Regions from separate parts of the Mus musculus genome. Here region 2 is linked to region 1. The links are chromatin loops, found by intact Hi-C in ENCODE. Cell type or tissue: left cerebral cortex. All regions are shown on one strand. Links, peaks and the distances in the headings refer to the core of each region. The heading gives the core; the rest is flanking DNA. Region 1 holds the start of Tatdn2 (TatD DNase domain containing 2). Region 2 holds the start of Jagn1 (jagunal homolog 1).

What was found. A loop is a pair of places that touch in the nucleus more often than their neighbours do. Peaks named below come from ENCODE experiments on the same cell type or tissue, not always from the same donor. Only the 100,000 strongest peaks of a DNase experiment are listed, where the experiment ranks them.
Region 2: a loop joins it to region 1, with 2.3 times the contacts of the local background. A loop is called at or near these places in 3 of 42 quality-filtered maps.

The regions. Positions count from the first base shown.
Region 1 is chr6:113,690,713-113,705,738 of GRCm38, forward strand. It overlaps Irak2 (interleukin-1 receptor-associated kinase 2), which reads left to right. Exons shown (of 13, transcript NM_172161.4): 12 at 71-359; 13 at 2,956-4,314. The coding sequence ends at 3,068. It overlaps Tatdn2 (TatD DNase domain containing 2), which reads left to right and starts at 6,338. Exons shown (of 8, transcript NM_001347356.1): 1 at 6,338-6,889; 2 at 6,995-7,405; 3 at 11,389-12,009; 4 at 13,322-14,194. The coding sequence starts at 7,001. In left cerebral cortex, for the core only: a CTCF peak has its summit at 6,984; DNase peaks (open chromatin) are centred at 6,282 and 7,026; H3K4me3 peaks cover 2,675 bases; H3K27ac peaks cover 1,350 bases.
Region 2 is chr6:113,430,752-113,445,777 of GRCm38, forward strand. It overlaps Jagn1 (jagunal homolog 1), which reads left to right and starts at 11,818. Exons shown (of 2, transcript NM_026365.3): 1 at 11,818-12,046. The coding sequence starts at 11,958. It overlaps Gm52871 (a long non-coding RNA gene), which reads left to right and starts at 3,754. Exons shown (of 2, transcript XR_003956347.1): 1 at 3,754-4,379; 2 at 6,280-6,847. Cidec (cell death-inducing DFFA-like effector c) reads right to left here and starts at 5,009. Exons shown (of 6, transcript NM_001301295.1): 1 at 4,963-5,009; 2 at 3,684-3,761; 3 at 2,309-2,462. The coding sequence starts at 3,736. In left cerebral cortex, for the core only: CTCF peaks have their summits at 10,572 (motif pointing right) and 12,534 (motif pointing right); DNase peaks (open chromatin) are centred at 10,588, 11,795, 12,251 and 12,513; H3K4me3 peaks cover 1,515 bases; H3K27ac peaks cover 959 bases.

The DNA of each region.
Region 1 (15,026 bases), core at 2,533-10,532:
TCTCTGCTAGAGCCCCTTCAGCTTTAGTGTCAGCGACTGATACGGCTGCTTGTCTGTCTCCTCCTCCAAGGCACGAGTCTCCCTGGCCGGGGTGGAGGAGCAACTCCGAGGGCAGCTGTCCCTTCCCTGGAGCAGGGTTTCTGAGGCCACAGGCTCATCTTCCAATACCCCGGAGGAAACAGATGACGTTGACAATTCCAGCCTCAGCGTCCCTTCTTTGGTTATGATGGCATCGTGCCCAGGGGCTGCCTCCTCTCCACTCTTCACGGGACATGGAGCAGCACAGCCATCCACCAGTGGGAGACAGGAGGCTGACTCCTCGTCAGAGGCTTGCACAGGCCCACAGACACCCCAGAACGGTAAGCTTGGGAGGGTGAGGTGCCCATGCTGAATCACTCCTGTGACCCTAACTTAGGCCATCCCTCCTCTCTTTTCCTAATTCATGGTTTTTGTTAGTAATTCAGGCATTCACTGCACAGTGGACACACAGAGAGGAAGTTCAGCACACCAGTGACTATTGTTTCCGACCACTCTCCTGCCTCTTAGACTTTCACACCTCCATCTTTGTACTGCGCCTTGGTCATACCTACTTCCCATTTGCTAGGACAGCTGTGTGGCGGTCCTCAGCTTTGTTCCACGCATGTCTCTGGCTCACTACTTCTTTTTTTTTATTTTATTTTGGTTTTTCAAGACAGGGTTTCTCTGTATAGCCCTGGCTGTCCTGGAACTCACTTTGTAGACCAGGCTGGCCTCGAACTCAGAAATCCGCCTGTTTCTGCCTCCCAAGTGCTGGGATTAAAGGTGTGCGCCACTACGCCCCGCTCTCACTACTTCTTCTTCCAGGATCCAGAGAGAGAGTGATATTTACTGAATTTTTTTAAGTTTAAAATCTGATTTTATGTGTATGGGTGTTCTGTCTCTGTGTATATCTGTGGAATGCATATGCACAGTACCTGAAGAGGCAAGACAGCCTGAAACTGGAGTTGCAGATGATTGTGAGCTAACATGTGGGTGCTGGGAATCGAACCTGAGTTCTTTGGACGACCAAGCAGTAAATGTTCTTAACTACTAAGCCATCTTTCCAGTCCCCAGATTTTAATTTTTTTGATGCATTTTTGCAGTACTGGACTGGATGTAGGGCCTCATTTTGTGTGTGTGTGTGTGTATACATATATGTATGTATGTATATATATATATATAATATTATATATTATTTACACACATAATATAGGATATATAATATATAATACTTCTATATATATATAAGTAATCTATTTTTTTTTTTAATTTTGAGAGATCATGTGTCTCGTGTAGCCTAAAATAATATGGACCTTCCTATATAGCTGAGGATGCCCTTGAACTCCTGATCCTCCTGCCTTCACCTCCCAGGTGCTGGGCTCACATGACTGGTAAAATGGCCAGCAGGTTAAAGGTGCTGACATCAAAGCCTGACAACCTGACTATGTATGAACCTGGTTTATCATACGGTAAAAGGAGAAGATTGATGCCCTGACTTCTACAAACACACCTTGTCATGTATGCACATGCCCACGTAGGTATATGTGTGCATGCACACATATACACACAGCAAAGGAAAAAAATAATTAAATAGTTTGAGACAGAGTTTCACCTGGGCTATCTCGTGAACCCTTGTCTATTTATTTTGGGATTGCAGGTATATGTGCCACTATGCCCTTCTAGAGTGGGTTATAAAAACACACTGCTTGGCACATACCTGTTGTACTTAAAACCACTTCTCTGGGCCCAGCAGGACCTTGTGTGGTCCCTCTTGCCTGCCTCTTTTTCCTTGCCAATAACTTCTAAAGACACCCTCCATCACTGGCACTTGGGTCCAAATATGCCAGGCTTCCTAGTGAAATAAAAGTTGAGGCCTTTTTGACGAGGCATCACCAGGCCTTGTGAATGTGACTCACTGGTAGTCTAGACCACTCCACTGGGGAGGAAGGAGAATTTAGAAACTGTTATGACCTAAGCGACAGGCACCATAAAATCATGCCATGTGACAGATCTCACATGGCCCAATGTGCCAGAGCAGCTCCCCAGGGATGCTCTTGTCCTGTCTCTCAGACTGCTCCAACTGGGCCCGCACACTCCTTCCCCTAGATGGTCCCACAGCCTGGACAGCAGTAAAGCAGCCAGCCCTCCCAGGACTTGGCCAGCATCTCAATTTTCTTAGGGTCCCCTGTTATGACATTGCTCTTGGTCAACAGGAAATAGTTAAAAGAGCACAGTGCCTGACTCCTGCCCAACCATCACCCTTTTCTAGTTCCTCATTTGTAATGAAACGAAAAAGGAGGGATGTTAGCATACAGGTGATTCCACCAGGCTCCTCCCAGGGACCTAGCAACAGTCCTCACGTGCCACTGCAGCCAGGTGCTTCAGGTGCGGGCTGTGTATACAAGGATTGCCCACTATCTAGCTCTTTCTCCTTTCTCTCTCTGTTACCATGTGTTTCTGGACAGTCTCTCCCCCCCCCCCCCCGTTCTACTCGTCTGCTTCTACCCCTTCTCTGGGTCCTCACTCCCCTCCCCTCCCCCAAATAAATCACCTTATACCAGATTTGTTGCTTGGTGTAACTTCTCAGGGGTGTGCTTTGTCATGAGTCCACCGGGTACCCCCTTGACGCATTATATTTCATAACAGAAATAGCTATGATTATTGTTGATGGCCACACTTCTCCCATGACTGTGGGAATATGGGAGCCTCTTTGTGGAAAAGGTGTATATGTGTGGTGGGGATTGGGGGAGCCGGAGTGTTAGAGTGTCTATGGGGGAGGGTGCAGACTTCCCTGCAACGGCATAAGCTATGACATGCTACTTGTATTTGGGCCTGTTTCACAAACTTGGCATGAGACTCTGATAAGGTCTGACTCAGAGAATTTTAACGGCAACACTTGCTGAAGGTACTCTCTTTCTGTTTTCTGCTGAACATCAGCTACAGAGACTTCATGGAAAATTGAGATCAATGAAGCCAAAAGGAGACTGATGGAGAACATCGTACTCTACAAAGAAGAGAGACTGGACAGCAGCGAGCTCTTTGGACCCTGATGACCAGCGCACAGCTGAAGACCCTTATTCTCAACTGGACAGACAAACGTCCAGGCAGGGAAGAGGTCTTTGGCTGCCCAAGGTCTGTTGAGACCCACACAACCCAAACATCAGCCTGAACAGAAGGAAACATGGCTTCATCAGAGTCGAGTTGCAGGGGGGTGGGGGTAGGGGACCTCAGCTTATACAGACACCATATCCAGGAAGCACTCCTCCTCTCTGAGTCGTCTTAGTTAGAGGGCTGTGAAGTGGAACACCTTGTATGTGATCCAAGGATTTGGGTGGTTTTTGTGGTTCCGGGGAACCCACGTTGTTGACCACCCCAAGAGATGCTGTTGCCCCCAAACCTCTTAGTTCTCCACAACGGACAGAGCAATCCTGCAGCATCCGTGGCGTTTTCCAGAGTTATCATCTGTCAGTCATATTTGTAGACAGCTTTCTGCAAATTCCCACTTCTTAAAAGACCTACAGCCGGTGTCTCCGCAAGTTCTCAAGTTCAGGACTGCAAAAGCAGGACGGTTGGCAAAGGACTCCGTAGGCTTTCTCCTTCTTCAGTTGGTGATCCTGTAAGCCACCGGTATTTAGGAACTGCCTGCTTTTCACCTTCGACCTCCCATTGTGCCCATATTTATTTTAATGGAGACTCAGAGGTTGTGTGTTATTTATAGCTAGGTGAAGAAGCATGAGAAACAGTCTCATGTTTGATTCTGCTGCTAGTTAAGTCAATCACTTGGTGGGTGGTAGCTCAGTATCCTTGTAAGATAACCCTGCTCTGTTCTCCCTGGGGAAGAACAGAGCTGCTCTATTCAGCTCTTGGGAGGATGGGTGCAGCGGCTGCAGAAGCACTTTGAAAATGTATCTGTTCTGTGTTCTCAATGGAGTAAAAGGTATGTAGTTCATGGCTCTGCCATGTAGAAAATGTTTATGAAGTGAATATATTTTTGAAAAGTCATGTTGCAAACATGTTTTGTAAAACAAAGCTATTTCTTTCTTTTTTTTTTTGTTTTTTTTTTGTTTTTTCGAGACAGGGTTTCTCTGTATAGCCCTGGCTGTCCGGGACCTCACTTTGTAGACCAGGCTGGCCTCGAACTCAGAAATCCGCCTGCCTCTGCCTCCCGAGTGCTGGGATTAAAGGCGTGCGCCACCATGCCCGGCTAACAAAGCTATTTCTAATTCACTATTTAAAAAAAGAATTCCATTATAGTGACAAAATAAAAATGTTTGTAATCTAGCAGCTGTCTTATAATTTTGTGTCTGGGTGAATTTGTGTACCGAATATGTTTGGCTCAAGGATTCTTGCTTTTGCTTTCATTTCTGTATGTATTGTTTGTACAATGTATGTATGCATATTTATGTATGTGCATGTGGTGTGCACACAACCATGTGCATATGGAGCTCAAGAGATGACTTGGGTTTTCAATCCTTCTTCCACAAGGTATGTATGTATGTATGTATGTATGTATGTATGTATGTATTTTAGTTTGCTGTTACACAAGGCTAGCTGGCCCATCTCTGTTGATGTAGAAGTGCTTAGATTGTATATACCCTTGCTGTACAGCCAGCTTTTATGTGGGTCCTGGTATTTGAACTTAAGACTTCATGGTTGTGGCCAGTGATTTAGTACATTGTCACTTTAGGGAGGGTTTTTATCAGCAATGCCACCTTTGCAGGGCTTGGGGCACTTGTATAACCCTTCATGGATATTAAAGTTGCTTTTATTTTTACTGTTACAAATAGGGATGGTTGCCAGGTGGTGGTGGCAGCACACACGTGTCTCTAATCCCAGCACTTGGGAGGCAGAGGCAGGCAGAATTTTATGAGTTTGAGACCAGCCTGGTTGGCAGACCTAGTTCCAGGACAGTCAAGATTTCACAGAGAGAGCCTGTCTTGAAAGAATCAAATCAAACCAAAACAACAAAACGACACCCCCCCCCCCAAAAAAAAAAGAAAAACCCCACAAACAAATAGAGATGGCTTCTGGGATGGTTAACCTTCACTGTGAACTTGGGTTAACAACCCTCTAGGAGTTAGATATGCTCTGGCTGTGACTAGGAGGGAGTTTACCGAGAGGATGAACTGAAGACAGAAGACTCTGAGTATGGGAGGTGCTATTCCATGGGTTTGGCTCCTGCATTGGGTAATTAAAAAAAAAAAAAAAAGTGAAGGCCAGCTGAGTGTGGAGAGCCTTTAGTTCTTGCCACCACAGCTGTTGGCCAAGAGCAGTCTGGGAATGAAGTAGTAGGACAAACTCTTTTCTTTACTGTTTTGGTTCTGGGGGGCGGGGGCATTTTAAGTGTCACAGGCTGGTCTGGAATTCCTGACCCTCCCCTCCAACACCTCCAGAGGGCTGCGATTACTTACAGACTTGTGTGACACCTGGGTAATTTGGTGATTAGGATCAAAAGCTTGCTTCTCCTGTAAGTGCTCTGCTATTGAGCTGCAATCATTACCTTTTCTGGGGTTGGTGTGGGAAGGTTTGAAACAGGGTCTCAAGAAGTTAGGAGGTGACCTTGAACTCTGGATCCTCTGTCCTACGGCTCTCTTGATGTGGGGTTATATCTCTTCTTTTCTTTCTCTCTCTCTCTCTTTTTTTTTCTTTTCTTTTGATCTCACTCGGAAGCCTAGGTTGATCGGAACTCATTAGCTATCCCAAACTGGCTTCGAACTCAGCAGTTCCCCAGCCTCAGCGACCCAAATGGAATTACCAATGTGAGCTACTATGGCTGCTTCAGGCACCTCTCTGTTCTCCCCACCCCCCGCTATTAAAATTTTTTTAGTTGTAGTCAGGTTCTAAAACGTCTAGGCTGGACTTTGTCAATCGTCCTGCCTCTTCTTCCTGAGCAGTTGGTTTTACAGGTCTATCCGGCAGGCCTGGTTCTGTTTTTTGTGTGTGTATGGCTTGTGCCTGCTAACCCCAATTCCGTCACTTTCTGGGTGTGTCGCTTGGTTTTTATCGAGCCACAGTTTCCTGCGTTGTTTTTTTTAAAAAAAAAAAAAAAAGGGGGAGGGGGGATGGGTGAGTAGGTGAGTGAGTGACAATGTTTGGCACGCGCGTCCGGTACCAAGAGGCCCGCCAAGTTACCCTCCATCGGTATTTTCGGCTCCCGGGCGTCCCCAGCAGGCCCTTCGCGCGGATCCAGGGCCACGTGAGAAGCTCCGCCACATATCGCTCCCAACCAACCACAGAGCTTCGTGAGGCGTAGGGGCACGCCCCAGAACGTCGGACCAACAGGCGCGCTCCGTCTTGCCCGAAGTCACGCCCCTCTCCCGTTGGAGCAATCGGCGCCGTCCCTGACGCCGGCTCCGCCCCTGCCGCACGCCGGCCGCCGGCCGCTGGGCAGGTTCCGCGGAGCTGACGCCGAGGTTGCGAAGTAGGCGGCGGGGCCGAGGCCTTGGATGAGGGCGCGGTGCGGCGCTGGGCCGGGTCAGCTGGAGGAGCGGAGGTGACTTCCGGCGCGCGGCTCCGGAGGCCAGTGGCTCCCTCAGGCCCGGGGCGGGACGGGGCGGCGGGAGGCGAGCGGCCACCCCGCCCGCGGCCCGCCCTTGGCGTCCGGGGCCTGCGGGCGCGTGCGGCCCAAAAGGCGGCTCCGCACGCGCTCGGCCCCCCGCGCAGGGCTTCGGAAGGCAGACCGCTGCACCGCGCCGCGCCGCGCCGGAAGCGCCTCGGCGTCTCGGGAGTGGCGCGCTGTTGACAGCCGCGCTCGCGGACTTGGGCTGCGCGTTGTTCGGGCTCGGCGCTCGGCCCGCGGACGCTTCTCGGAGCGCTGTGGCGTCCCCGAAGCCCGTAGCACTGGAATGGGCAGACGACAGGAACGGGAAAGGTCAGTGGGGCCGATTCCCGCCGTTGCCCTAGCGGCTTCCCGGCGGTGTGAGGCGAGCAGCCGCCAAGGCTGCTGCTACAATCGTCGTTCCTCTGTCCCTGGCAGGTGCCCATGGCGTCGGAGCGGCGCAAGGTCAAGTATCACTGGGGCAGCACGTCGGAAGGGTGTCCCAGCAAGCGCAGCCGCCCCCGGGAGCCCGGCAATGTGGCCCCCTCCAGCCGGCCAGGTCGCAGGTGTGCGTCGCGTCCTCGAGGGGCCAGCAGCCCCCAGCGTCTGAAAGTCCGGCGCGGGGACGATGTGGCCCGCGCTCCTCGGAGCTCAGTCCGCCGTCGCACCTCCTCTTCCTCTTCTTCGTCCTCTCTCTCTTCGGGCTCAGGTGTGGGTGAGGCCGCTTCCCCTGGCTTCCTGATTGCGAGCCCTCGGAGACTATTTACGTCCAAGGGGTCCCCTCTGCACCCTGCCCACTCCTCTCTAGAAGAAATGGCTTCTCTACGGAAGGAAGCTTGTAGCGTTAAGGTACGTGGCAGCGACGTCTGGCAAACAGTGAAGTCCCTTGCACGTGGTTTGAGGGGTGGAGAGAAGACATTTGGTGGGAAGAGAATAAAAATTAGATCTTTCCTGTGGAGGGCCTGGTGTGTGTGTGGGGGGGGGCGAGGGGGAGGGTGTTGAGGGGTAGAGCTCAGTATGGAGGGGGTTTTCAAACTTGGTGGCATTTGGAACTACTAGGAAAGCCTGATAATGGTTGTGGTCTGCCATCCCAGAGAGAGTGATTATAGATAGTTTGGAGGGATCTCTGCAACCTTCGAGTGATTGTAAATGGACAGTGGAACTGGAGGATCAGCACAATGGAAGGTGGAATAATGCCCAGGAAAGATGATGTAGATTTCGGTCAATTTATAGAGTTTGCCCTTGGGGCTGGAGAGAAGAAGGCACATACAGCTGCTGAAGGAGGACACAGGTTCTGAGAGCCCAGGTCAGGTGGTTCACAAGCCCCTGTAATTCCAGCTCCCATTCCTCGGGCTCCCATGGGTATCTATCTTCATGTGCACTTAACCCACATACGTGCACTTAATTAAAAATAAAATTAAATGGTCTTTGTACTTAGAACCGCTCTGAATTGCAGCTCAGGAAATGGACTCTTAGTGTGGCTTTTCACCAAAGTTGTGGATTTCTGCATGTTGGCATTCTCTGTTTGGTTAACAGGGTTTTGGATTTTTGAGACAGGGTCTCCTATAGACCAAGCTGTCCTGAATCCCACAGATCCCTGCCTGCTTTAAAGGTGTATGTCACTACACCTGGCTTGGGTACTTTTTTAGTTTATTAGTAGTTATCTTTGGAGATCAGCTCAAGTCTAGTTCCGCAGGGGAAACACACCGGGATTTGTAAGTTCTTGGAGCAGATTGGGGGATGCTTCTAAAGCAGACCTGCATCAGGTTTTGAGTGCCAGGCAGTGTTCTAGGAGTGTGAGGTTCTTCAGTAACTGCAAAACAAAGGTCCCTACTCTTCTACTGATACTAAAATGTAGATTTTAGAGTTCTGGTAGTCTTAAAAAGTGTGTATGTAGAAGAGTGTAAACACAATGAGAAAGTCTCATTTTGGGGGAAGATGGGCTGCCCCTAGGAAAAACAGCAAAGGTAGTCTAAGGAAAGGGAGTTTAACACCTTTCCTGATGGTTTCTTTTTTAGAAAGGTTCATTTAGTCTAGGTTGAACTCCATATGTAGCCAAGGAGGACCTTGAACTCCCAGTCCTCCATCTCTCCCTTCTGAGTTCTGGAGGCACAGGCATGTGTCACTGCATTTGACTTTCTTGGTGGGTTCATAGATGAAGCAGAGTCTTGGCTGTTTAACTCGGAAAGCTCTTTGTCTAAGTGTTTTTCTTCCCTTTTCTTTCTTTCTTTCTTTTTTTTGAGTTTTTCGAGACAGGGTTTCTCAGTATAGCTCTGGCTGTCCTGGAACTCACTCTGTAGACCAGGCTGGCCTCGAACTCAGAAATCCACCTGCCTCTACCTCCCAAGTGCTGGGATTAAAGGCGTGCACCACCACACCCGGCTTCTTTTCTTTTTAAATTTATTTATTTTTATTTCATGTGTATTGGTCTTTTGCCTGAATGTGTGAGGGTATCAGGTTGCCTGGAACTGGAGTTACAGACAGTCGTGAGCTGCCACGTGGATGCTGGGAATTGAACTTGGGTCCTCTGAAAGCGCCATACCCACCTCTCCAACGCCAAGTATATTGTTTTCTAATCACATGCTCTACAACTGAGTTTCATCTTCAGCCCATGTCCCATGTTTTCTCATTAATAGAGATTATAGCCTGATCTCTGGAGGGCAAGAGGAATTTTTCTAAGTTCACAAATAATGGCGAATTGAAAAGTTATCTTTGGCAGAATAGTACTGACTGTGGCTCAGATTAAGTCAGGTAAATACGAACCTTTGCTCATACAACTTAAGTTTGTTACTAGTTCATCCATGTGGGTTTTGGACAGTATTGATGCTAGATGATTGCATTTTTGACACAGAACCCCAGTGTCAGGGACAGGAATTTTCAGGCTCAGGCTATGCTGCCTGTTGCCAGTTAGTTGAGGGTATGGCCTCTGATCTGTTTGAGTCTAATCCTAGCCTGGTTTTATCTTTCATGAAGGCCGCTGGGGTCTCCTTTGGTAGTTATAGTCAGTACTTGAGTGTTATTGTATGCCCAACATTCTTTTGGGTCACGGAGCCAGGCGCTGTGTGATGAGAGGCCTGGGAAGATTCCCCTTGACCTTAGGAAGTGTAGGCCTCCTTCCCTGTGACCGTGTTGGTCTTGAGTCTCAGGTGTTGTGTGCTGGCACAGCTGAAGGACATTGATGAGACCATTTTCCCAGGCCGCCTCAGGTTGCTTACTCATTGTCCTACCCAGCCCTGCCTTCTTTAACTTCAACAGGTGCACACTTGGCTTTGTGTGCTCCAAGCTTTCAGCTCAGAGCTCTCAGTGTCAGCACACAGAGTGTTCAAAAGGAAGATGTTCCAACATTTTATTTTATTTACTCCCTGCTGAGTTTGCCTTGGGACCTCAATATGCTAGGCAAGTCTCTGTCACTGAGTTATATATTGCCTGCTGCTGTTAATAGACAGACCTGAGGTCCACCTCACTTTGCCCTCTTGTTATCTCTTTTTTTTCTTTTTTGGTTTTTCGAGACAGGGTCTCTTGTTATTTCTTAAGTCAGAAGTTGACTCTTAGGTTTATATTGAGAGGGTCTCACAGCTTAATTTGGCCTTGAAATCCTGATCCTCTTGTCTGTGCTGGGAGGGGTGTCCTGCTGCAGCTTCCTGTTCATTAGGCCTCGTGGGAAGTAACTTCTCTCTCTCTCTCTTTTTTTTTTTTTTGGTTTTTCAAGACAGGGTTTCTCTGTATAGCCCTGACTGTCCTGGAACTCACTCTGTAGACCAGGCTGGCCTCAAACTCAGAAATCCTCCAGCTTCTGCCTCCCAAGTATTGGAATTAAAGGCGTATGCCACCACGCCTGGAGGGAAATAACTTCTTGTTGTCGAACCATCTCACTGCTTCTGCTTCTTTTATTTTTATTTTCTGAAACCAGAGTTGTAGTACATAACTCAGACTTACATGGAACTCAATATGTAGCCCAGGCTGACTCATTTACAGTGGTCATCCTACCTTAGCTTAGTGTTGTGATTATAGGCGTGTGCCACTGTATCTGTCTGAGAGAGTGTATTTACTTTGTGAGGAACTTAATATAAATCCTCAAGCTGCAGAGAGTGTAGAATGCCCTGGGTTCATGTATGCTGTGTTTTACAGCTGGGGAGGTTTTCATGGTCTGTTGCCTTTGGGAGGGCTGGACCATGCTAGGCTGAGTGCGGCTCCCCTGTGGACTCTTGGAGTGAGTGCATACAGAAGATAGAATAGGGCTGAGGAGTTATCTGTGTTTCTGGAGGTGGGGAGTGGGTGTGAGAATGACTTGGTGCATGCTGAGGTCATATTTGGGAAAGTACCCTTCTAGCAGTAAGGTTACAGTTTGGGGAAAGAGAAGACTTGAAGGAAGGTTAGGCCATAGGGGCAAAAGAACTTACTTAGGACCGGGGGACTTGGGTTCATTGAGCCAGTCCTATCCTTTGTCAGGGTCTTAGGTTTCCTGATTTTTGTAGTAGGACTGGGCCACTTCCAGTGAGAAAACAATGAACTGTTATTTTGTCTAGTGTGAAGTGTGTAATCACTTCCCACTGCAACTCTACTGTTACATCTCCATGCTCCCTGCTCACTCTGGCAAGAGGAGATCATGCTGCATTTTAGAAGTGAATTTTAAGTGACTGAAACCTTATTTATTATATGAGCTTTCCACAGTAGAGAGGGAGAAACTCCTCTCTGGGAGAGTCTTAACCTTGTCACACTCACTTTGATTTCCCTTGTGCTGATGGACCCACTAATGACTTGTCATCGACTAAGTGTAGCAGGTAGAAAATTGCTCTTGGAACAAACCTTTGAAAGTTTCTTTTAAATTCCAGGTTGATTCTAAAGATAGTTCTTGCCGCTCTACGAACTCTGAATTTGCAACAGAAGCTGAGGGTCAGAGTGATGCTATGGAGGAACCCAACAAGTTCCAGAAAAGGAAGAAGGACAGGCCTCAAGACCAGGGCTCAAGAATGATCTACCTGAAGGCCATCCAGGGCATCCTGGGGAAGTCAATGCCCAAGAAGAAGGGAGAAGCTGCCACCACTCAGGGGAAGGCAAGCTTGGGAGACTGTCCTAATCAGGAAGGACCAAGCAGGAAGGTGGAAGGACCAAGCAAGAAGGTGGAAGGACCAGCCAGGAGCAGGGACGGACCGTCCAGGAGTGGGGAAGGACGGTCCAGGAGCCGGGAAGAACTGGTCAAGAGCGTTGAGGAGGGACCAGCTGCAAAGGTTACAGTTACTGTTTCTCAGAAAGAAGAGTCACATACGAAGGTCAGTGTGGAGAAGGAAGCGTCTGCGCTAGACAGGAGCAGCTTCAGTGACAGAAGAGTGATCATAGATTCTGTGAAGAAAAGTAGTGAGGAGCTGCTTGGGGACCGAAGGACAGTTATTGACAAACCCTCTCCAGCCCTAGAATTTTTTGATAACTCTGACTCTCATGCAGATATTCAAAAGGTAAATGAACACACACCAGATTTCTTTGGTTTAGTTTTTGGGTTTTGAATTCTCTTAGTTACATATATTTGTCATTTAGTCTTTCTAGTTTGATCCTAAGTGATATAGATGAAACTATTTTTAGTTTCATCCCCCGTCCTGACCTCTGTTTCCCACCATTAGGAGGATCAGACTCAGGGCCTTAGGAATTCTAGGCTAGAACTCTTAACTCCTAGCTCCTCTGAGGATCGTAAGCAGTGCTTTATTCAACATGGACTCCAGGAAATTAGTGTCTCTCTTCTGCCATTCCTTTCAGTTATTAATAAACTTCAAATCAGCTTTTTAAAAAATGCTTTAAAATTCTATTAAATGTAGGGTGTAGGTTTGCCTTTATTGAAAAAGACCAACATGATAGTGGCTTAAACAAAATAAAATTTTGTCTTAAGAAGATGGGTCCCATCCCAACTGCAGGGATCTTGGTGCCTTCTTCTGTGTTGATGCTCTACCCTGCTAAATACAGTATCGATTTTTTTTTAAAAGATTCATTTATTTATTTTATGTGAGTACACTGTAGCTGTACAGATGGTTGTGAGCCCTCATGTGGTTGTTGGGAATTGAATTTAGGACCTCTGCTCACTCTGGTCAACCCCATTCACTCCTGTCGACCCTGCTCGCTCCATCCCTGCTTGTTCTGGCCCAAAGATTTATTTATTATTATAAATAAGTACATTGAAGCTGTCTTTAGACACACCAGAAGAGGGTGTCAGATCTCATTACGGGTAGTTGTGAGCCACCATGTGGTTGCTGGGATTCGAACTCAGGACCTTCGGAAAAGCAGTCAGTGTTCTTACCCCCTGAGCCATCTCACCAGCCCAGTATCGATCTTATAGCCTAAATTGGGGATGGTGATAGAATTGAGTTTGTTACTTAGACATTGGCCAGTAGAAAGCAGATGAAACAAAAGGAAATAATATACTTCTTTTCTCTTGAGAACTTGGTTTAAAAATTGTACACGTTGAATCTTCTCACACTTATTTAGAAGCATCTGGAAAGGCAGTAATATCTAGCTTCAAGGGAGTCTGAGAAATTCTGCCTTGAGTCCCAGTGTTCAATCATCAGGTTCCACACTGATGGCTTTCATCTGAACTGATTGCATTGCAAAGGCCTTTGAATCACAAAGTTAGGCTAAGTTTACACCCTTTGTAACCGCAGAGTGGGATTAAGGTCAGTGTCTGTTCTGGGGGGGAGAGACCATTCTGCAACCACAGCATTGGGTGAGGGAGGGGTTGGGTCACCCATAGGAGAGCTGACTTGTTGCTTTTCTTCTCTGCAGCACACAGACAGAGAGGTGGTGATGGAGCATCCCTCTTCAGGGAGTGACTGGTCAGATGTGGATGAGCTGGCCACTGTGAGGTTCTCCCAAGAGGAACCTGTCCCACTGAAATACTCAGCAGTTTCAGAATCCTCTTCCTTCCCCACTGACTGTGTAATGTACCCTCCTCATTTGTATAGTAGCCCATGGTGTGACTATGCCAGCTACTGGACTAGCAGCCATAAGACACCTGGTTATCCATTAGTGGGATCCAGCAACCATGACTCGGCACAGGCTGGGAAGAGCAGCCAGGATCTTCTGAGTGTTCACTCCTCCAAGTCCCAGAGCATCTCCAAAGGCCTAGACATTGCCCAGGAAGGTAGGTTCCAGAATTCCCACTCACTTCGGTTCTCCAGAAGCACAGAGGAGGAGGAGGTGAAGGGGAAGAGGACATTCCAAGAGGAGACACCACTTCACCACACCAGAGAACACACATCCAGCTCTTTGCCAAGGAGCCACAGAGAGCTGAGCCTGGAAGAGGGCTTCATCGATACCCACTGTCATCTAGACATGCTCTACTCCAAGCTGTCTTTCAAGGGGACCTTTACAAAGTTCAGAAAGATTTATAGCAGCTCCTTCCCTAAGGAGTTTCAAGGCTGCATCTCTGACTTCTGTGATCCAAGGACACTGACTGATGGCCTATGGGAGGAACTTCTGAAAGAAGATCTGGTTTGGGGGGCTTTTGGCTGTCACCCTCATTTTGCACGATACTATAATGAGAGTCAAGAAAGAAAGCTTTTGCATGCCTTACGCCACCCCAAGGCTGTGGCATTTGGGGAAATGGGGCTGGACTACTCTCACAAGTGTACTACTCCAGTTCCTGAACAGCACCAGGTACTGGCTCTAGTCTGCTTTCCTTCAGGCATTTTCTTTAGTGGTTGAACTTCCCAGTAAGGGCTGTTAGTATGCCATTTCCCCCGCCCCCTCCCAGATAGGGTTTCTCTGTGTAGCCCTGGCTGTCCTTGAATTTAGAGATCTACCTGCCTCTTCCTCCCAGGTGCTGGGATTAAAGATATACCTCCTGCTTTTTCTTTTTTTTTAATGTATGATTTTGCCATTATATCAAACTGGCCTTGAAATTGTGGTCCTTTTGCTTCAGCCTCCCCATGGCAGGATTATAAACCCTTGCCACCATGCCCAATTTACAAACTCTATTAGTGGAGGGTTTTGTTTTTGTTAGTTTAGTTTGGTTAGGGAATTTGCATTGTTGAAGATTAAATCCAGGATTTTTGCAAATGCTAGGAGTGTGCTCTGCTGCAGAGACACACCCCATAGCATTTCATTTGTTTTGTTTGTTTCCCTTTGTAAACCTAGCTAATTTAATTAATTTAATTTAATTTAGTGGTGTCCATATGTGAATATATGTACATGAGTGCAGGAGCTGGTGAAGACCTTAAGAGGGTAGTAAAGGCCCTGGTGGATTTCCAGGTGTTTGTGAGCTTCTTTACTGGTATCTGGGAAATCAACTCAGGTCCTCGGGAAGGACAGGAAATATACCTAACTGTTGAGCAGTCTCTCCTGCTGCTGCCTGTTTTGAAACTACTACTACTTTTTTTTTTTTTTTTTTTTTTTGGTTTTCAAAACAGGGTTTCTCAGTGTAGCCCTGGCTGTCCTGGAACTCACTACATAGACCAGGCTGGCCTCGAACTCAGATTCTCCCACCTCT
Region 2 (15,026 bases), core at 6,201-14,200, 260 kb before region 1:
TCTCTCTCTCTGTGTGTGTGTGTGTGTGTGTAGAATGCCTACTCAGCATGAACAAAGCCCTGGGTGACTTCACCCAGCACCCTAGCACCCCAGCACCCCAGCACCCCAGCACCCCAGCATCCCAGTATCCCATGAACCAGGCAACTAGGCAGTAGCACAGGCCGATCACCCCAGCATTCAGGAGGTAGAAGGCAGCAGGATGAAAAGTCACATGTCAACTACGTAGTGAGGTTGAGTTCAACTTCATGGAATCCTATCTCAAACAAACAAACAACAATAAAAACGTCCTCTAGATGGGACTGGTGACTCATGCCTTTGTAATCTTGGAAACCTGATGCAAGGTGGAGTACTAGAAGTTCCAGGCTAGCCTGGATTACATAGTGAGTTCCAAGGAAGTCTGAGCTAAAGACTGAAGCCCTGCCTAAGTGCCTACAGGCAAACCAAGAAACTAACTTAAATAAGCAAAAGGAATGTAAGTGCCAGTGAGATGGCTCAGCAGGTAAAGGTGCTTAGAGCCAAGCTTGCTGGCCTGGATTCAATCTCAGACCCACATGATGGAAAGAGAAAAACCAACTTCCATACTCCGATGTCTATCTGTGTCCCGTGACATGCACGCGTGCACACACACACACACACACACACACACACACACACACACACACACACACAAAACAAGTGGCTAATCATTAAAAAGTAAAATTTAAATTCCTCCAGTAGCACGCAGAGAGCATTGCTGACTTAACAGTCCAGGTGAGGCTCCTAGCTCATCCATGCTAACTAACTGTGCTCCTCCCAGGAGCAGACTTGTGAGATCTTTGGAATGACATGGCTACATGGTAACCACATCTCCAATGCTCTCCCCTCCACTCTGTCCACACCTTTGTGCTGCCAAACACGGAATCAAAGTCCAGGGGGCTGACATCCTCCAAGCCCCGGCAGTAAGAGTCCCTTATGACCTGTCTATGTTACAGAGTCCCCCAGGGCTCCCTGTGTTCCCTGGCAATGGAACCCTAACTAGGAGGTCTCAAATTCTACAACTCTAAGCCTTTCTTAAAGTACCCACTGACAAGGAAAACCCCCAGCCTTAGCCATGACCCAATGTCTGGGGTGGGGGGTATGGATGTAAAGTGTTGGAAGGGGATATGATAAGAAGACCCTAATGATGGAAGTGGTCCCTGGAGCCAAGAGTAAGCCAGTCCTTTTGATTCAAGGCAGGTTCAGCTACATGTCTCATAGACAAAAAAAAAAAAAAAAAAAAAAAATCAGTTCCTAGGAAGAGCAGAGTAAATTTGCATGAATGTGTTAGAAACCTCTACGCTCTCTGCATGCTAAATTGATTGTAACTGAAAACCTACTTCAAACGTTTGGCTTGTGTGGGGCACCTGGACCTGCAGATGTAAGGGTTCCAGCCCCATGCAGCTAATACTAATGGGTCGACACAACAGGTAGAAGCAAAATTAGAAGGGGGTAGGGGCAGGGAGAGGCATGATGGGAACAGGGCCCTGCTCTCCAGACTGCATGCTTCTCCTAGTACCGCAGCTGGCAGCCCTGGGTTTCCACTAATCAGGGAGTACTAATTTTTCAAAGAAAGGCTTTCCTGGAAGTTCCAGCTTGGGAGAGACAGATGCAGGGAAAGTAGTGTGGGGGCGGGTAGGAGATGCAGACCGGAAGCACTGAAATCCTGTTTCCTCAACTCCTGACACTTCTGGAAGGTTGTTTTTATGTTTTGTGTAGTTTTACTGTGTGTGAGTGAAAGGGATGTTGGGGTGTGTGTGTGTGTGTGTGTGTGTGTCAAGTCCTGGGCTCTCAGGCATGACACACCATACCTGGCTCATTTTCCAAGTGTAATAGGAAAAAGAACTGAGAGCCTTTTCATGAAGAAAATACCACCCAGCCACTATTAGCGTGTAAGACAGCAAAGTACTGCCCTCCCTCTGTCACTTGACCATGTCACCTCTCTGTCACACACACAGCTCTCCAGGCACGTAATGCCAACCCTCCAGCGCTGACATCAGAAAGGAACCTTTTTTTTTTTCGAGACAGGGTTTCTCTGTGTAGCCCTGGCTGTCCTGCAACTCACTCTGTAGACCAGGCTGGCCTTGAACGCAGAAATCCGCCTGCCTCTGCCTCCCAAGTGCTAGGATTAAAGGCATGTACCACCACCGCCCAGTGAAAGGAAGCTTTCTTAAGAAAACAACACACGCACATGCGCATGCACGCACACACAAGCCTGAAAGACTGAAGTGGTTAGCAGTGTCAACTCTCAGGCCTGAGGAGAGCCGATGCAGAGTACAGGCAAATTCCTTACCTTGTTCAGGAGGTCCTCCAAGCTGTGAGCCATGATGCCTTTGCGAACCTTCCGATCTGCGGTGCTAACACGACAGGGCCTGGCCCTCGGGGTCTCCCGGCTGGGCTTAGACACCAGCTGTTGGGTCACCACTGCCGTGCTCACTGCCACATGCCTGGGGACATTAGTTTGAACATCAGATGACCTGCCTGCTGCCCACCCCTGCCTACTGAGCTCACATCTGACCCTTCCCTCCAGCCAATCATGGCCCCTCCAGGTGGCTTTCTCAAAGCCCATCTGAGGGTGTGCTTCCAATTTGGATGGGCAGGAAAATCAGCAGAAATCTTGCTTAAATCAGACTCACTTCTGTGGCTGTGAGTTGAGCCCAAGGGTTTCTATGTCTAACAAGTCCCCAAACTGTCAGTGTTGTCTGGTTCTTGGACTAGCCACATTCCCCTCTGGGCTACTCTGCTCTGTGGCCTTGTTCAGTTCGCTGTAAAGTTGGGTAAAATGGGGGAGGCAGCCTATAGAGTATTTTTGGACACTCGGATCCATGGGGTAGAAAAAAAGGAGCAGAGAGGATGTGAGTCTGGGGCTTTCTGGGTTCAAGTTCAAAGTTTGTCTTTGCTACAGAGTTGCTAGGCGACAGGTGACAGAATGCTCAGCTTGCCAGTTTCCCCATCTATTGACTTGACATATTAGCCCCCACTCCCCAGTGTAGGCATGAGGCTCCTGGGAGATCAGCAATGAAGGTGCCCAGTGCAGAGCCTGGCCCTCTCTACTCCAGATATGACAGGAACCACAATGGTGGCACTCGAGAAGAGTGTAACCTGGCACTTGTCCAGACTGCAGGCTTGGACACCACTGTAGGCAGCTCAGATCTAAATCAGATCTGTCACGGCTTATGGTAAGATTTTTTTTTTTTTTGCTTGTTTTGTTTTAATGGATTCTCTGCTTGCTTGTCTGTTTTTGAGATAGTATCTCACTATGTAGCTCTAGTTGACCTGGAACTTTCTATGCATACTACACTGTCCTCAGATTCACCAAGATCCACTTGCCTTTGCTCCCCAAGTGCCAGGATTCAAATTATATGCCAGCCACGATGCCTGCCCGTATCTGTGTTTCCACTACACACCCACATGACTTTGTTTCTCTGAGACAGGGTAGCCTCTGTAGCCCTGGCTAACCTGGAACTGGAGATCAAGCTGACCTTGAACTCACAAAGATCTTCCTGCCTCTGCCTCCTGAGTGCTGGGGTTAAAAGCATAACCGCCCCCCCCCACACACACAGCCACAGCCAGCCCCTAAATGGCTTTTATACCCATTAAAAGTTTAAGAAGTTCTAACTGATGGCTCCTTGGTTTCCCCCTTCCTTTCTGTTCCTGGCTCCCCTCACCTGGACAGCGACCTGGGGTACAGGAGGCTGAGAGACTTCATGGCGTAGTCCATCCTTGTCAGTTGGATTGTGTTGGACCTAGAACACAGGCAGAAGCTTATCTGGTTAGCGAGAAGGGAGGGGTCCTTCTCTTTCTTTCTTTGACCCAATGCGCCCCAACCGCCACGCAGCAACCCTCTGCCCCAGTCTCTCATCTGACCACCCATTTCCCCGGAGTCCACAGTAACTACGACTGAGCCAGCGTCCACCACCCCCACCCACTCCCCAGCTGCTCCCCAGCCTCAGCCTCACTCACTCCATTGTTTCTCCGACCCAAGCTGTGGTCACACTGAGTGGAGAAGCTGAAGTCAGTGCTAAAGAGGCCCGCACTGATTTGTCCCTGTCTCAGGGGACAGAGTCCGCTTCACGCTGGCAGGAGGTGAGTCACACCTCCTGGTGCTGTGAGGGACCTGAAAGTCACCTATAGTCCAGAAACTCCACGGGCAGCCAGACGGTGGAGCCTGCTTTGCCCCATGGGCCCTTGAGCAATAGAGCCCTCCTGAGGTTTAGTGCTGGCCAAGAGAACGTTTCTACTGAAGACCATCTAGGTTTGTGCTCTCCAGTACCATAGCTGCTACCCACACTGAGCCCTTGGCAACATGACTGATGTGACAAAGGAGCTGACTCTGCACTTCTATGGAGCCTTAACTAATTTAGGTAACTACTATGGTTTGTAACTCAAGGTATCAGTCTGGGCATCCCAGCTCTGGTTGGGGTGGTATTGGGCTCACATGCCTGTTTTCCTCCCTGTAGTGCTGTTCTCTGGTTCTTGCCTGCTGGGGCTGTAAGGCCCTGCACAGCCAGTCTCTTTACCTGTGGTACAGCTTGTGTCATACTCAGGACTCCACACAGGCCACCTAGAAGTCCCAGGTTCCCCGTTGCCGCCTCAGGAAAACCTTCCCCAATAACTGGCAGAAGGACCCTCCATCCTGCCCACCCCCTGTCCATGTCTCTGAAGCTCCTGTGTCCTTGATGCCTCTGTTTTCAGCCCTTAGCACAAGGAGCAGAGAAGAACCCAGGAGTGGGCAGGGGACAGAACTGCGACCTCAGCCATGACAAAGCAGTCAAAGTACTCTTCGATTCTGATTAACGCAGGTTCTCCTTGGGTCACCCCTATAGAGTCCCCTCACCACAACCCAACACTACCCAAGCATACTTGTTCCAACCATGTCCCTTATATACCCACCACGGCAATCCCCCACCATCTGCTCTCTAGTAGCCATATACCCCAGCTCCTCACCTCCCCCTCACCTCCCAGCCTCCTGGCAATACCGCGTGGCCAGGCACAGCCCAGGCTTCCCTCCATTTTATTTCTGTCTCCTGTGAAGCCACTCCCCTAGCCCCCAGCCCCAGCTGGGGAAAAGAGCATGGGGAATGAGTTCGAAACTTTCCCCTAGGGATTTTAAGTCAGACTGGCTTCCAGAAGGCCCTGAAACGGGGAAGAAGGCATGTTTCGAAAGCTTTAGAAGAGGTACTGCCCATGGCACTAGGCAAGAGGGCACAGAAGCAATGGATGTGGCTTATGGTCTGAGTTCCGCCCCCACACAGGCTGTCTGTGCTCACACGAGCTGCCTTTTGTTCTCCCCTCTGTGTCAGGAGTAACGTTCATGTTGAAGTCAGGTATGGTGGCTCAGAGCTGTCATCATGATACTTGGTAGGCTGTGGCGTGAGAAGGGCCATGAGTTGAAAACTCTCATGCTATAGAGTTGGCCCTGTCTCACAACCCAAAAACACACATAATAAACATTTGTGCTGGGCAGTGGTGGTGCATGCCTTTAATCCCAGCACTTGGGAGGCAGAAGCAGGCAGATTTCTGAGTTTGAAGCCAGCCCGATCTACAGAGTGAGTTCCAGAACAGCCAGGGCTACACAGAGAAACCCTGTCTTGAAAAAAAAACAAAACAAAACAAAAACTAATACAAATAAAAATAGAAAAACATTTGTAACTTAGGTGCTCAGTGGATAAAAGTGATTGTTGTTGCTAATATGCTATATGTAATAAATAAAATCAGCAATTATGACAAGGTGAAATGTGTAATATCAAAATAAAAATATCTTGTTAAGAGAGGTAGCTCATGCCTGTAATGCCTACAACCCCAGCACTTGGGAAGCCAAGACAGGAAGACTGCTATAGATGAAGCTAGCCTGGGCTACAGAGTGGCAACCTGGCATGAAAAAGGGGGTGGGAAATCACAAAAGTTGGGTATAATGAAATATATGACTCAAGAGACAGAAAGATAATCTCTAATTCAAGACAAGCCTGAGCTATAAAGTCTCAAAAAAAAAAAAAAGAGTATAAAATCTATAATCATTTGTTACAGATACTACTACTAAGAAAAATAAAATTTAGGCCAGCAAGATGACCCATTGAGTCAACACACACACACACACACACACACACACACACACACACATGTCTACATCAAAATCTCTACAAAAACATTATTCCAGGGGTTGGAGATCTGTCTCAGTGGTCAAAAGCACTGGATACCTCCATAGAGGACCCAGTTTCTATTACCAACACCCATATGGCGACTCACAATTGTTTGTAACTCTAGTTCCAGGGATCTGTCACCTCGTCAGGCCTCCGTGGACACTGCATGCATATGGTGTAAAACACTATACACCAGAGAGCCGGGACTAAAGGTGTGTGCCACCAAACTGGTTAAGACGAGTACTTTATAAATGCCTACACATCCGTAGGCACAGCTGATCAGGAAGCTGATTCTAAGGCAGCAACACGAAGCTAGAGCTGTACAGCCTTTCTGTCCTGTAGTCACCTGTCCGGTGGGGACTCACTGGCTCTCACGAGATGCATTATTTAGAGCTAAGCCAATCCCTGGAAGAGGCGACATTCCTTCATCGAGTACTTTCAGTGTGTGCCACGCTAGGGGCTGACAATACATCAGAAAGCAAGACGGCCTTAGCCCACACCTGGAGGAGCTGGGCTGGAAACAGAAGCAAATGCACGAATGAGCAATGGGAGCCAGGAGTGGTGATGTACACCCCTCTCTCTCACCCGGAGCCTCCAGAGGCTGACGCACAAACATCACCAGTCTAAGACCAGCCTGGGCCACACAGTGAAAGGTCTTACCTCAAAGAAAAAAAAAAAGTTTTGTTTATTTATTCGTTGTTTCATGTTGTTTCTTTCTTTGTTTCCTAATAAGCAAGTTCTGGGAAGAAAACAAAAAATGAAAACAATGTAGTTGGCGTGGTGGCTCAGGCCTGGGATCCCAGCACTTGGGAGGCAGAGGCAAGCTGACTGTTTTGTGTTTAAGGTCCCTCCTGGGCTACAGAATGAGTTGCAGTTATGGTTTTATTTTTTTTTGAGTCAACACATACACACAAATATGTCTACCTCAAAACCTCTACAAAAATGTTCATATTATTACAGGGGTTGGAGAGCTGTCTCAGTGGTCAAGAGCACTGAACACCTCTATAGAGGACCCAGTTTCACACTATACACCAGACTGTGAACAGACACCAAGACCTAGGCAACTCTTATAAGGACAACATTTAATTGGGACTGGCTTACAGATTCAGAGGTTCAGTTCATTATCAACAAAGCAAAAACATGGCAGCATCCAGGCAGACATGGTACAGGAGGAGTTGAGAGTTCTACATCTCCATCTGAAGGCTTATAGAAGAAGACTGGCTTCCACGCAGCTAGGATGAGTATCTTAAAGGCTACACCCACAGTGACACACTTCTGTCAATAAGGCCATACCTAATAGTGCCACTCCCTGAACCAAACATATTCAAACCACCACAGACCTTGATGTTCAAAACAGCACGAGGGCCATCAAAATGGCTCTGTGGGTACTTACAAATTCGATGAATTCAATCATTGGGACCTACATAATGGAAAGAACTTACTCCTGCGAGTCACCTTCTGACCTTCCCACAAGCCCCGTGTGTATGTGTCACATATATTAAATAAATTAGTATAAAAGATACAAATTAAACCCCACAAACAAACAACAACAAATCCAACATGTTAGGACAACAAATGTTGGGAGAACGGAATGGCTTATTGACCCAGAGAGGTGAGAGGAGCTGTACTCCAACAGGTGAGCAGACATTGACTGTCCTGGGGGGTGGGGTCGGGGAAATGATACCATCAGAGTCCAAAGAAAGCCATGTAGGCCTGTTATTCCCTCACTTGGGAGATGGTAGAGGCAGGAGGATCATCTCATCTATACAGAAAGTGAGCTCTGGGCTAGCCTAGGTTACATGAGACCCTGTCTCAAAAAAAAAAAAAAAAAAAAAAAAAAAAAAAAAAAAAGGAAAAGATGTGGTGCAATAGATTTGAGATTGGAACACGAATAGCTCAACCCTCAGACAGACAGCATAGCCAGGAGAAAGTCCAAGTGAAACAGTTCCGCAAGGAAGTTCTAGGCAAAGGGTCAGGCCCCTCCCTTCCACATTCACGCCCCAAACATTTATTAAACATTCCATGTGTACTTGGTGTCTCTTGACAGATAGGCCAGAGGCTGACTCAAGAAACTGGCGCACTATGTTTATCACAGGAGGCACGGGGGTTTAAAGAAAAAAAGCAGAAAAAGACTTCCTATGATGGACCACTAGCCTGAGGGGATTCATCCGAGTGCTTTTGGGTAAAGACCCTTTGAGTCTCACTGACATTAATCTCTCTGTAAATACTCCTTGAAAGTTTACACACCATCAGGCACGCTGAGACACAGGGACACGGGTCTCAGTTCTGGTCCCTGCCTTTGAAACTTACAGAGGGGAGGGAAAGCACCAGGCGCACCATGGGAAGATCTTTCAAGACACTTCCGGGTAGAGAAGTACCCGGGCTGTGACTCAGCTGAAGGTGCAGCCATGCAATATAAGCTTGAAAAGGACTGTTAATCCCAGCGCCTGGAAGGCAGAGGCAGGCAGGTCTCCAGGAGCTCAGGTCTAGCCCCATCTTCAGAGTGAGTTCCAGGGTTATATAGAGAGTTTGTAGCTCTACAAAAGGAAAGAAGGAGAGAGGGGGGGGGAGGAGAGGAAGAGGAGGAGGAGAGGAAGAGGAGGAGGAGGAGGAGGAGGAGAAGGAAGAAGAAGAAGAAGAAGAAGAAGAAGAAGAAGAAGAAGAAGAAGAAGAAGAAGAAGAAGAAGAAGAAGAAGAAGAAGAAGAAGAAGAAGAAGAAGAAGAAGAAGAAAAAGAAGAAGAAGACGACGACGACTTGACAGGGGCTGGGAGATAGCTCACAGATAGAGTAGAGCTTTACAGAGGACCTAGGTTTGGCTCCAGCACCCATATAGTGGTTCACAACTATCTGTAATTCCAGTTCTACTGGATCTGACACCCTCTTCTGTCCTCTTAGGGCACCAGGCATCCACAGGGTGCACGTGTGGATATATACAAGCAAAAAATTCATAAAATAATAAATCATATTTTAAAAGCTTGATACATTCAACTGTGCACAAGATGCATGCCTGATGTCAGAGGAGGAGGTCAGAAGAGGGCATCGACTCCACTGGAACCAGAGTTATAGATGGTGTGGACCACCAGGATGGGAATGGTGCTTGGGTTGGCTGTAAGAATAGCTAAGGCTCTTAATGGCTGAGACAGCTTGTCTAGCCCCTGATACTTGTTTTAAAGAAATTTTCTTTTAGTTTTGAATTAATAAATGTTGGAAAATTGGAAACGTAGTGAGAAACTCCATGTTGTATTTCTTCTTGTAGCTTTTCAGCAATATTTTATTTTATTATCTTATTATATTTTTTGTTTGAATCCTGATTTGAATTATGTGCCTAAATAATGTTATAAGAAAGAGTAGTTCTAAGGCCTTATATTATTTTCATGGAAGGATTGCAGAGTATTTGGCTTGTACTATGTCATTGCCCAAAAAGGCTTAGTGTTGTTTTTTCCTGAAGAAGAAAGCTAACTTACCATATCCAATGCTGACTCTGCCCTTTGTCTATAGAAATATTGATTTGCCATCTGGAGTTTCCAATGTTTATCTATAACTGATTAAAATTGGCAGAACATGGAGTTTTCTATCAATTTCCAGACAAATTCTTCACATTTTCTGGCTTCTGAAATCCTTCCTTCCACAAGTGTTCTACAACTATGCACCAAACAACCAAAACCAATAACACTGAGTCCTGGGGGAATCCAGGAGGCATTTTGGAGATAGTCGTAGTTATCTAATCCCCACTGGGGTTCAGTTTGGGAGTATGTTTGCTGACATCAACTTGTATACGGCTCACAAATGATGTTAGAGCTGTGAGATAGTTCCTTCACGATGCATCCTTGGCTCCTCCTTACATTGAGACCGCCCCAGGAGCTGAGCAAGCTGAAAGATCATAGAACTTCATGTAATTTTTGTGAGGTGAGTCCTTTTGGGGTGCTGCATAGACTCTGAAGGTGAGCAGGCCCAGGCTGGCAGGCCCCACAGCTCTCTGAATTACCCTGAGGACACTGCTGGCAGCCTCGGCTCTGGCAGGGTGCCTCAGCCATATTTCAACTCTAAGATCTTCCAAGTTCAGCTCTAAAGCCACTGGGTTATTTCTTGCTTCTGCTACTGAAGTAGACTTCACCTTTCTCCCCTCCAGCCCAGTCTCCATACAGCAACTAGATATGTTCAGATAGGTAGGTAGGTAGGTAGGTAGGTAGGTAGGTAGGTAGGTAGGTAGAAGAGATCTTACTGTATTGCCTAGGCTGACCTCAAACTCATGCTTCAACTTCCCAAGTGCTGTGATCACAGGCATACACTCCTATGCCCAGTACAGCCATTTGTTTGCCTTAAAAAATAAAAATCAATTTAAAAAAATCTTATGTGTGTTTGGGTATTTGACCTGCGTGTAGGTCTGTATACAGTATGAATGCAGTGCCCACCTAGGCCAGAAGAGGGTGCTAGAGACTCTGGAACTGGAGTTTCAGTGAGTTGTGAGCTGTAGGTGTTGGGAGCCAAACCCCAAAGGGGTGGTGAGATGGATCAGTGGCTAAGAGCGATTGTTCTTGAAAAGGACCTGAGTTGGATTTCCAGAGCCTGCATGGTAGCTCACAACAAGCGCTCCAGTTCCAGGGCATTTGGGGGTTTGACGGCCTCTCCTGACTTCCCCTGGCACCCGACATGCATTCGCTGTATAACACATCCGGCAAGGAGAACACTCTGTGAGTTCAAGGCTACCCACATAGCAAATGCCAGGACATAGTGAGACTCTGTCTCAATAAAACAAACAATCTGGGTCCTTAGCAAAAACAGTAGGTACTCTTAACCACTGTTAATAACTCTCCAGTTATTAATTATTTAATTAATTTATTGGCAAACGTTCAACACAGGCCAGGCTGGCCTCAATGAACTCCTCCTGTTCCTGCCTCCACCTTTCACGTTGAGGAGATTACAAATATTCACAGCCATCTTTGTTCCAGTTAGCCCTCAGGACGCAGGGTCTCAGACTATGGAGAGCATTGCAGGGAGGAAGAGATGCCTCTTTACTGCTTCAGCCTCTGAGTGACGCCTCTCAGCATTGACCACCCTATACTTTTCGTTGTATAACGTCTTTGCTCTGGACCCTAACCCCAAGGTTGTGTGGAGCTTCAGGAAATATAGATGTGCAACAAGCCACTGGGCAAAGATGCCAAGTCTAGTTAGGTATGGTTTAAGACTATAATCACGCCTTGGGAGATTGAAGCAAAAAAGACCGTCAAGAGTTCGAGGCCAGCATGAAGCACATGAAGCCCTGTCTCAAGAATTACAACTTAAGGTCTGGGTCAGCCGTTAAGAGGTCAATAGAACTAGGTTTAAATCCCAGCACTCACAGTATAGCTAGCAAATCTATCCTATGTCCTCTTCCAGCCTCTGCAGGCACAAAAACCACACGTGGTGCATAGACAGACAGACAAAACACCCATACACAAGTAATTATTTTAAATGCTTTAAATGAAGTTAAAAGGGGTTTGCTGGGGGCTTGGTTGCTCGGCATCAGCGGCCTGGGGTTCGGTTCTGCACGATGGGATCTCTGGGCAGGTCAGTGAACCATTTCTAGGGACTGTTAATTCCGCAATCGCTCTACTCTGGCAAAGAACCTCAGAAAGGCCAAGAACGCATGCGCGAAGAAGGAACCACAGAGTCAGTCCTCCCAGGATAGAGAGGCCGGAAGTTCTCCCGGAGCTCCACGCCGTGTAGTGAAAGCCGGGCCGAGGTAGCAGGGAAGGGGTTCGCAGGGTGCTTGGCTGGGTGTGTGAGCAGAGGGTCGGCGTTAGGGGCCTTAGTTCTGTACAATGGCGTCTCGGGCAGGCCCGCGAGCGGCCGGCACCGACGGCAGCGACTTTCAGCACCGGGAGCGCGTCGCCATGCACTACCAGATGAGGTACGAGGTGAGCCAGGCGTACCGAGGCCTTTCCCGGCGGAGCCTGCAGATCCTGGGAAGAAGCGACGCCAGTGGTCCTCACGCTGTCGCCCCCCAGCCAGTTGTCGTGTACCCGCCAGGTCCCCTGCTCTAACGACCTCTGCTCTGTTTCCAGGCCGGGGAAACCCCGTGGCCCACCTTGGTCCGACTTATTCTTTGAGGGGATCCAGCCTGCACAGGCTCGTGGTTCGGTGCTGGCCCCCTGGGTGACCTTGGGAACGCCACTGCCACTTTTCTTTTTCAAGTCTAGATCCCACGGTAGCGTCCAGGCTGATCTCGAACTCACAGCCTTCTCTTTAGTCTCCTGAGTGCTTCTGGCTTTTCAGGGATGCACTTGGCCTGAGAACTCCTTAACATTTTTAAAGATTTTTATTTTTAATTTCGTGTGTGTGTGTGTGTGTGTGTGTATTTGTGCACGTGAGAGCAACTGCTCGCAGAATCCAGTAGAGGGCGTTGGAGCTGGAGTTACACATGGCATTTGGAGTCTACCCGAGGTTGGTGCTGAGAGCCAAGCCCAGAAAGGTGGCAAGCCATGTCTCTAACCACACGTCAGAAGTGATTTTGGAAGCTAGAGTTGTGGTTCATGAACCCAAACCGCCTCCACTGCAGCGAGCCTACTCTCCAGCTCCAACTCGGGTTATTTCCAATTGGAGTCTCAGTTTTCACATTTTTAGAGGGAGAAAATTTCATGATTTTTAGGTTTTGGTGAGGAATTAGCAAGTCGTTTGTGTAAAGGCACAGCATAGGAGTGTGGTGGCTGCTAAACTTGGGGCTGTCTGGATGTGGGTGGTAAAAGGTGACCCTGTCCATCCTGAGGTTTAGGAATACGTCCATATAAGGAGATCTTTCTACGTTCCTTTATTTGTTTGATAAACTCTTACAGGCTATCTATCCATCCTGTCTGTATTGTGTTCTGCACTGAGTCTTTCTTTCCCTCACCTGCCTCTGTCCTTCCTTTAGTGGTTTTTCGAGATGGGGTTTCTCCTTGTAATTCCAGGCTTTCTTGGAACTCACTTTGTAGACCAGGCTGGCATCAAACTCAGAGACCCACCTACCTCTGCCTGATAAGATTAAAGGCGTGTGACACCACCTGTAGACCCTATCTTTATGGAAGATGTCACATGAAGTTTACAAAGAGTTTCAATGCAGTCAAGTCTTTTTTTTTTTTTTCTTCAATTATAAAGTCCTTTTTATTAGTCAAAATCACAATCACCTTGATTAAAAGGGCAGAATATTCCACCCTCAGCAGAAAAACAACACAGTGATAGAAAACCTCCCCAAACCCTCCCACACCCCAATTAAAAACTAGAAAAAATGTCTGCCCTCTGGGCCTGCGATGCCATGGTAGTCTGACTCCTTCAGGGCACTGCCATGGAGTGGGCAGGCCCCCACAGCACCCTCCATTTCACCTTGGGGAAAGGAGGGGTGCTGACGGCCATGGACGTTAGGATAGAGATCCAGTGGGACCAGTCCCCAAGCATGCACTTCCTTCCTTTCCCCCAGGGCCTGGGACCAAAGGGTGCAGTCAAGCCTTAAGCTTATTGTGCACATGGGATTGAATTAGCTATCTGTTGACGGCCAACTCTGACAGTTGTGTTCAGTGATCCAAGGTGGGGATGTGGGGTTGGCAGTGATGTAATACAGGCACACACACTCACACACTTGGTAGATGATGCAATCTCCAACAAGCTCCAACAACTTCACATGTATGCATACACACACATACATTTGGTAGACGAAGCAAAGCTCGAACAGCCCTTTCACCTACAGCTTATGTATCCCAGCCAAATCTTTGAATCACGATGTGGTTACATTCTATTTTTCCTTAAGTGAATGATTACAATGAAGTTTCCCAATACCCTTGCACGATCAAGTGTTTTACATATTATGGGTGAAAAAAAAATTATTCCCAAGAACCCACATGCATTCGTAACTAAGCAACCTGTTATAGATTAACCAAGTGTGAGCAAGCAGTTGTCTCAGCCAGTTTCTCTTCCTGGCAGGCTGCAGTTTGTAATTACAAAGAAAGAGTCAATTATTATTTATCTTAAAAAAATAATCTTATAAAAATCTTAAAAGAATCATAAATCTACAGTTTTATATAAGAAACAATCAGTCATTTCTACTTTAAATCCTCAGGGTGCAGATCTATTCATTAACAAATTTTCTTCCACAAAAAAAAAATTTTTTTTTCTTATTAAATCCTATCAGGAAGCTGAGGGCAAAAATGGGTACAAGAAATTAATCATCTTGATCACCAACCCAGCGTTAGCAAGAGAGGCAGGTCAGCTAGAGCTGGCTGGGTTGTCATTGTTCTTGTTCTCTGACCTTAAAAAACAACCCTCGCTCAATATTTAAAAGTGTACCTTTCTAAGTTGTAACCCAAGATTTTCTAGATCAAAGCCACTAACTAAAACATCTTAACCTAACTTTACTAACAACCTACATCTCCACATTCTTTCTAAGGGTGGTGGACGTCACTCACAGTCTCCATCTCTAAGTCCTTTCTGAGAGTGATGGATGGATCATTAATTTGCTCCAGCAGCAAATTAAAGTGCCTGCTTGAAAAAGATCAATCGCTATTTGTGTCCTGCTAAGGACACTGCCTCGTGAGGGCCTGGAAACCCCCTTAGAGTTTTCATACAACCCATAGATTAGGGGTGACGTGATGACTGAGGACTCGCAGAGAGATGCTGCGTAACAGCATGAAGTCCCCAGGGCACACCTTCCTCAGCCCTCCGCCTCTCGCAGGCACACGCATCCTGGTTGTGCTGACCAGTGGGCCATATTCTATTAGTTCTAAAGCCATTTGTTGTTCATCTTTACACAGGCCTCGATAGTCATCGCCAGGAAAATTTCCACCAAACCATGCTGTGCCTAAATATGCCTAAAAAGACTCCTTGGGGTCAGACTCCTGAAGTTTGAGATATCACCAGATACA